Regions from separate parts of the Homo sapiens genome. Here region 1 is linked to region 2. A link is a loop called in an ENCODE intact Hi-C map of the cell type or tissue named here. Cell type or tissue: mammary epithelial cell. All regions are shown on one strand. Each heading gives the region's core, and the rest is flanking DNA. Links, peaks and the distances in the headings are about the cores only. Region 1 overlaps IRX2-DT (IRX2 divergent transcript). Region 2 holds the start of NDUFS6 (NADH:ubiquinone oxidoreductase subunit S6).

Region 1 (3,018 bases), core at 317-2,816, 950 kb after region 2:
GCCACTCGCCCCCTACCAGTTATCCCACCCACCCCTTCGCCCACACTGCTCCCCCACCACTCTTCCTACAAACCACACCCCCATCCTGCACACATCCTCTTCAGGCCATCTCAACACACGCACACGCACACACACCCACGACCACCTCTCCCTCCACCCACAGACACCCCGTTCCCACAGGCTGGGCCCCCTGCAACGACCCAGCGGGGGGTTTCAACCTTGTTGCGACTCCACATGGGACATCCTAATTCAGTCCAGGACAGATATTTTTAATCAATTACTATAGAGCTGAAAAACAGAGAGAGAGAGAAAGCAGCCGGGTTGGGCAAGCCGTCGACAGTCTGCGACATTTTTGCGCTTCCTGGGAGGGAATTCCTCCAAGAAGAGGGGTAAATGAGAGGCCCACACGCTGGATGGCAAACACAAACACTGTCAGATCAGATGGCAACCTTTAGGGTTCCTTTACGATCAGATCAGTTTAAATGAAAAAAAAATCGGGTGTAATTTTTATCACCAGGGAGCACTGGCCTGGAGTATTTCCATTTCTAAAGAGCGGTTCCCGCTGTGGTTTCATTAGCATTTGGGGCTCATCCTCCCTCCCCCTCCCTTGACCCACCCCCCTCCCCCCGCCGGACCTCTGCCAGGGGCAGAAGAGAAAACAGCCAGTTATTATACAAACATCCTCAGTTTGGAGCTGGAGTGTCTGCTCTGGATACAGTCGATTCTGACATCAATTAAATATATAACCAGACACGTGCAGTGGCGGGGAGGGTCCCCTCACCCAGGGTGCATCTCCAGAAACGCCGCCTGCCCTTCCCCCTCTTTAGCTCAGTGTTGGGAGTTTGAAGATGGCCTCTTCCCGTCCTGTGTGTATTTTCCCCTTAGCAATTATACTCCTCCACTGAAATCTATATGTTCCATACCGCTGCTGCCTGTTACTAATAAAAACCGTCTACCTTGCACTATTAAACAGTCGACTCTTACTACATGCCGTTTTTATTGGTAGTGACTGTAGCAAATTAAAATGCCTACGCAGGGACATTAAAAACTTAACACTCGTCATTGTTATTGAAATATATAAACTACGTTTTGCTTTAAAGCTCTCTGATATTAAAGAAAAAAATCACATTCCTTCTTCTTAAGTTAAAGTTGGCTTGGTCTTCTTCTTAAAAAAAAAAAAAATCAATCATGAGAAAACATGCTGCCAGCGTGGAGTCTTGGCGCGGCGGTCCCGGCGAGGCTGCCTGAGAGGGTGGCGGGCTCAGCCCAGACTCCGTCTCGGGGCCACGAGGGCTGCAAGGCCGCGGCTCCCGAAGAGGAGGGCCTGGGATGTTTTGCTCAAGGGCGAGGCGGGGTGCTCAGGCCTGTGGGGTCGCTGGGGAGAGCCCGGCACTTGGCTTCTGAGGCTTTTCAGTTGCCGTCCGAGCAGGAGGGAGGGAATGAGCAGGCACGCAGGGAAAACCCAGTAACTGCTTTGCAAACGCGACCCCTGGTCACAATAACCCAGGCGATGGGGGCAGTTTCAGGTTCCTGGTGGGCCCTGCCCCCTTTCCTAGGTGTGCCCTAGGAGGTGGGGAAAAAATTAACACTGTTTCTATTTTTCTTTATTGTCCCTGCAACAGCCAAAGAATTTAGAACGAGTCTACGTGGACACGCAAGTTTCAGCGAGCGGGGATTTCCTGCGAGGCCGAGCGCGAGGAACAGCCGGCCCCGGAGGCTCGGGCTCGGGGTCTCCCCGGGGACGCGGCCGACTGAGAAGGCCGGGGCGCTCGCCGGGCGCGGCGCCGTCCTCCGTGTCGCGGGGACGGAAGGAGGCGACGCAGGCCAGGAGTCGTGCGCGCGGGCGGCGAGGGGGCGCTGTGGCCCGTGTCTGCCGGCCCGAGTCCCGGCAACGGTGGGCGCGACCCACCTCCTCCCCCGGCGGCTTAATTCGGGGAAGAAGAAAAAACGGCATCGAGGCATTTCAATAAAACCTAAGCGACTCCTGATCCTTTCTCATTGTGGTTCCTTATGAGCTTTCGGTGTCTGGCGGGGAAACAGTTACCGTTCGGGGGTGTGGCAAACTTTTTTGGCAATTAAGATGAAACAGACGCTTTTATGTGGGTTTCCTTTAATGAAGTAACATTGGAAATGTAAGTAGTTTCAGTGCATCAAATCACATCGCTACCGTATTCGCGGTCACCGGCCCTCCCGTTCCAGGGCTCCCCGCGTTTGTCGAGGGAGAGAGCGAGGCAGGAACAGGGGGCCGGGGACATGAGAAGTTTGGCTAAGAAATTTTTCTTTTCTTTGAAAACAAAAGCGTTGTTATAAATGGAACAAAATTTAAGTCAACATGGAACCCACATCTCTTTCAAACGTCGTTTCTAGGTCTAGTACTCTGTGAGTAGGTTGGACTGGATTTCACGCTCAACCGGCATTTCTAGGCTCTCAAAGACGCTTCCGAGGCCTAAATGTTTTCCTGGAAAACACGTGCAGAGGAGCATCCGTGGAAGACTGAAAGGTCCCCGCAGCTCCAGTCCTGGCAGGATGTGCAAGGCCTCTCGAGGTTTTCAAATGGGCCCCCGAGGCCTGGGAGATCCCCGAGTAGCCACGCGGGCGCCACTTCAGGGACGCGGGGCGGCGGCTACTGTGGGCCGGGAGGGCCCCCGCACGGGCTGCTCTGAGCGCCTGGACCCGGGACCCTGCGCGCGCTCTTTTCTTTTTCTTTCGTTTCTTTCTTTCTTATTTATAATTTACATTCTAGGGACCTCGTATTCAGCTAACCAGCTCTTGCTTACTTAACTGCCCTGTTTTCAGCTCCGGATTTCTGGGAGGTCTCCCCATGGCTAACTTGTCCCTCCCGGCATCCTTTAGCGCTCTGCAAAATTTGCCTTCCTCCCACAGATGCCCCGCCTCCGACGTGCTTCCTGAAGTTTCTCTCCCGCTCAGGGTGCCCACAATCCTGAATTCTCCAGCATCTCGCCGACTCCGTCTCTACCCTCCTCTCCTTCCTAATCTCGCGCTGGCTTCGCCCTTTTC
Region 2 (2,751 bases), core at 1-2,500:
TTTAAGTGGACAGGAGAAATGTAAACAGGCTCCGGGAAACGAGTGGAGACGGGCAGTAGTTTCAACTGGTTACGGCTGTTTTCCCCAACATTATGAAAAACTTCGGACATAGAGAAAAAGGGAAAGAACTGTACGGTGAACACCCATATACTTGCCACCTAGATTCTACCCTTAGCTCGCTTATCCCTGCCTTTTCAGGTATCTACCCGTAACTCCATTCGCCTTCCTTTTTGTGTGTGTCCGGGTGAGTTGCAGACGTGGCTGCGTCCACTCCGCGCTCCCTGCAGGCCCCAACGCTTCATCGCAGCGCCCACTTTTTCCACCTGACCCGGCGAACACCGGGCGGGCCGCTGGAGTTTATCAGCTCCAGGACAAATCTGCCTCTGACCACCACGTTTGCTGGGACATCTTTGGGACCGGAGGTTTTCATGTGCATTCTTGTTTCTCATGCCTTTCCTCCTCTTTATCATCTTCCCCGCCACTCATCCATCTCTAGTGTTTTGTTCTTGGAGTCACGTGGTCCTCAGGCTCTGACCACAGCAAAAGAAAAGCTGGATGCTGGAGCTTAAGCTGGGATTTATACCCAAGTCAACTCTAAGCAAAACGGGCCTTTTTAGAGGCTGTATTTGCATGCTGTAAAATCAGTCGGTGTACTAGGCTTTGTTGCAGAAATCCCCAATATACGTTTCCTCTGCGGCTCCCCGTAACCACACACAGGAACGCTTGCCTTGAACGAGGAGAATGCACTTCCAGTCTCGTCTGCTAAGCAGTTGACTCCTTCACCCAATAATTTTGATATTTAAATGTCTCATGATTATCGGTTACCATAAGAATATAAACAATGTATTTTCAGTTTACATCCTCCCCTGCCTGTCCGCTAAATAAGAACCACTGGGTACTCCTAATCGCTGAAGGTTTCGCACACCATTGCCTGCCTCATCAGGGCCCTAGCTCTAGCCTGCGGCTGCAACTGCATGAGGCTGCACCTGCCGGCGCAACGGGGCCGCTTAACTTTTAGGCCATTGATGAAAAGTCAAACAAGCGCACAGTACTCGGTGTAATCAGGGGCATTTTTAGCGAGATACCTGGGATGAAAACGGGTGACCACCTGAATCAGAGAGCAGCTCCGGCGCACCCTCTGCCCCGACCCGCGCTCCCCGCCCCCAGGGCGAAATAAATACCGGGTGTTTGGCGCCGCCAGAAGCCGTGCGCATGCGTTAGCGCTAAGCGGGACGTTGCGCCGGGTCAAAGGCCAGCGGCGCAAAATGGCGGCGGCGATGACCTTCTGCCGGCTGCTGAACCGGTGTGGCGAGGCGGCGCGGAGCCTGCCCCTGGGCGCCAGGTGTTTCGGGGTGCGGGTCTCGCCGACCGGGGAGAAGGTCACGCACACTGGCCAGGTAACGGCCGCTGGGTACAGGATGCACCTTCCTCCAGCCGCACCTCGGGCGACTGGTGGCAGTGGGCTCGCCGGGCATCCGCGGCCCTGGTTCTGCGCCGGCAGCGCAGGTCGTGGTAAGGTTGTGCTGTCGCTCACGCGCCGGGGAGGACGCCCGCGAGTCGGGACGGTGGTGGCAGCCTGTAGCGGTGGGTCTCGTCCTTCCAGGGCCTGCGGGCTCTGGAACGGGAAGTCTCCCCAGCGGGCAGCACTTGCTGTGGACTGGCTGCCCATAGGCGATTTGTGGCAGCCGATTATTTGGGTCAGAACGTTTAGAATTTGTGTAATATTCAATAATAAATTTTAGTAACCTGAGAAGTCGGTTGTAGTCCAAGGCACAAAAAAGCCCTAAGCCAAAATGAAGAACAAAGGTACCTGTGTATACTGGAATGTGCCCTAGTAGATTTAATGGGGGGATAGTAAAGCTCTCAGGCCATATGCCAAAGAAGGTTGGGGGCGGTTCTCCTCGGTCAGGATTTGTCTCTCCTCCTTAGCTCCACCTTCCCGGGCTATGTCTCTGTGCTGCTCTCTGATCCAGGTGACCACCCGTTTTCATCCCAGGTATCTCGCTAAAAATGCCCCTGATTACACCGAGTACTGTGCACTTGTTTGACTTTTCATCAATGGCCTAAAAGTTAAGAAAAACACTTTCCTGTAATATTTATGATTGATATGAAGTGACTTTCAGAATTAGGCCGTAAAAGTCACACATGGTCTTTTTGTTTTTTTCCAGGTTTATGATGATAAAGACTACAGGAGAATTCGGTTTGTAGGTCGTCAGAAAGAGGTGAGTAAAAAATCTAGTGAAGAGAGGTAAGCTTTCCTAAAACTTTTATGTAACCAACAAGAAATAAAAATTAATATATAAGATTTAAATAAATTTTCCCCATATTGCAAGCACCCTAACAGTTCTGGATGGGGTTCTTCCTTTCTTAAAATCTTAATTGTGTCTATTTCTGACTTGTTTCCCCCTGAAATACATAACATTGTAGCCGTAGTTCTGGTTTGCATATAAATGGAAGTGATCTTTTTTAAAATTCTTGTCCCTTATTCTCCTGAGACTCTCAGATTTAAGTAAATCATATCAACTTTAAAAAAATTATTCTTTTAACCACCTGGAGGTGTGTTTTTTATAGTTTTCACCAAATAAATTAGTGTGTGTTTTTTACAGGGACTTACACTGACAAGCTGAAAATGGCACATGAGTTTTTCTTCCCTTAGTGGGTCTGTTAGCTCTATGCATTGTAAGGGAAGATCAGTTCAGGTGCCTGTGAGTGACCACTGGAGAAAGAATGTTGAAATTAGAATCCTTCTGC

What was found. Hi-C counts contacts between places; a loop is a spot of excess contacts. Peaks named below come from ENCODE experiments on the same cell type or tissue, not always from the same donor. Only the 100,000 strongest peaks of a DNase experiment are listed, where the experiment ranks them.
Region 1: a loop joins it to region 2, with 6 times the contacts of the local background. A loop is called at or near these places in 2 of 110 quality-filtered maps.

The regions. Positions count from the first base shown.
Region 1 is chr5:2,753,407-2,756,424 of GRCh38, forward strand. It overlaps IRX2-DT (IRX2 divergent transcript), which reads left to right. Exons shown (of 4, transcript NR_122126.2): 4 at 1,623-3,018. Among named protein-coding and RNA genes, the nearest start is that of IRX2-DT, 3.0 kb to the left of the region's middle. In mammary epithelial cell, for the core only: a CTCF peak has its summit at 1,847; no DNase peak of the experiment used is centred there; H3K4me3 peaks cover 736 bases; H3K27ac peaks cover 2,001 bases.
Region 2 is chr5:1,800,153-1,802,903 of GRCh38, forward strand. NDUFS6 (NADH:ubiquinone oxidoreductase subunit S6) reads left to right here and starts at 1,255. Exons shown (of 4, transcript NM_004553.6): 1 at 1,255-1,397; 2 at 2,169-2,222. The coding sequence starts at 1,266. It also overlaps a transcript of MRPL36 not described here. RefSeq lists enhancers at 645-694, 755-884, 1,064-2,051, 1,495-1,634. In mammary epithelial cell, for the core only: a CTCF peak has its summit at 1,539; no DNase peak of the experiment used is centred there; H3K4me3 peaks cover 2,162 bases; H3K27ac peaks cover 1,862 bases.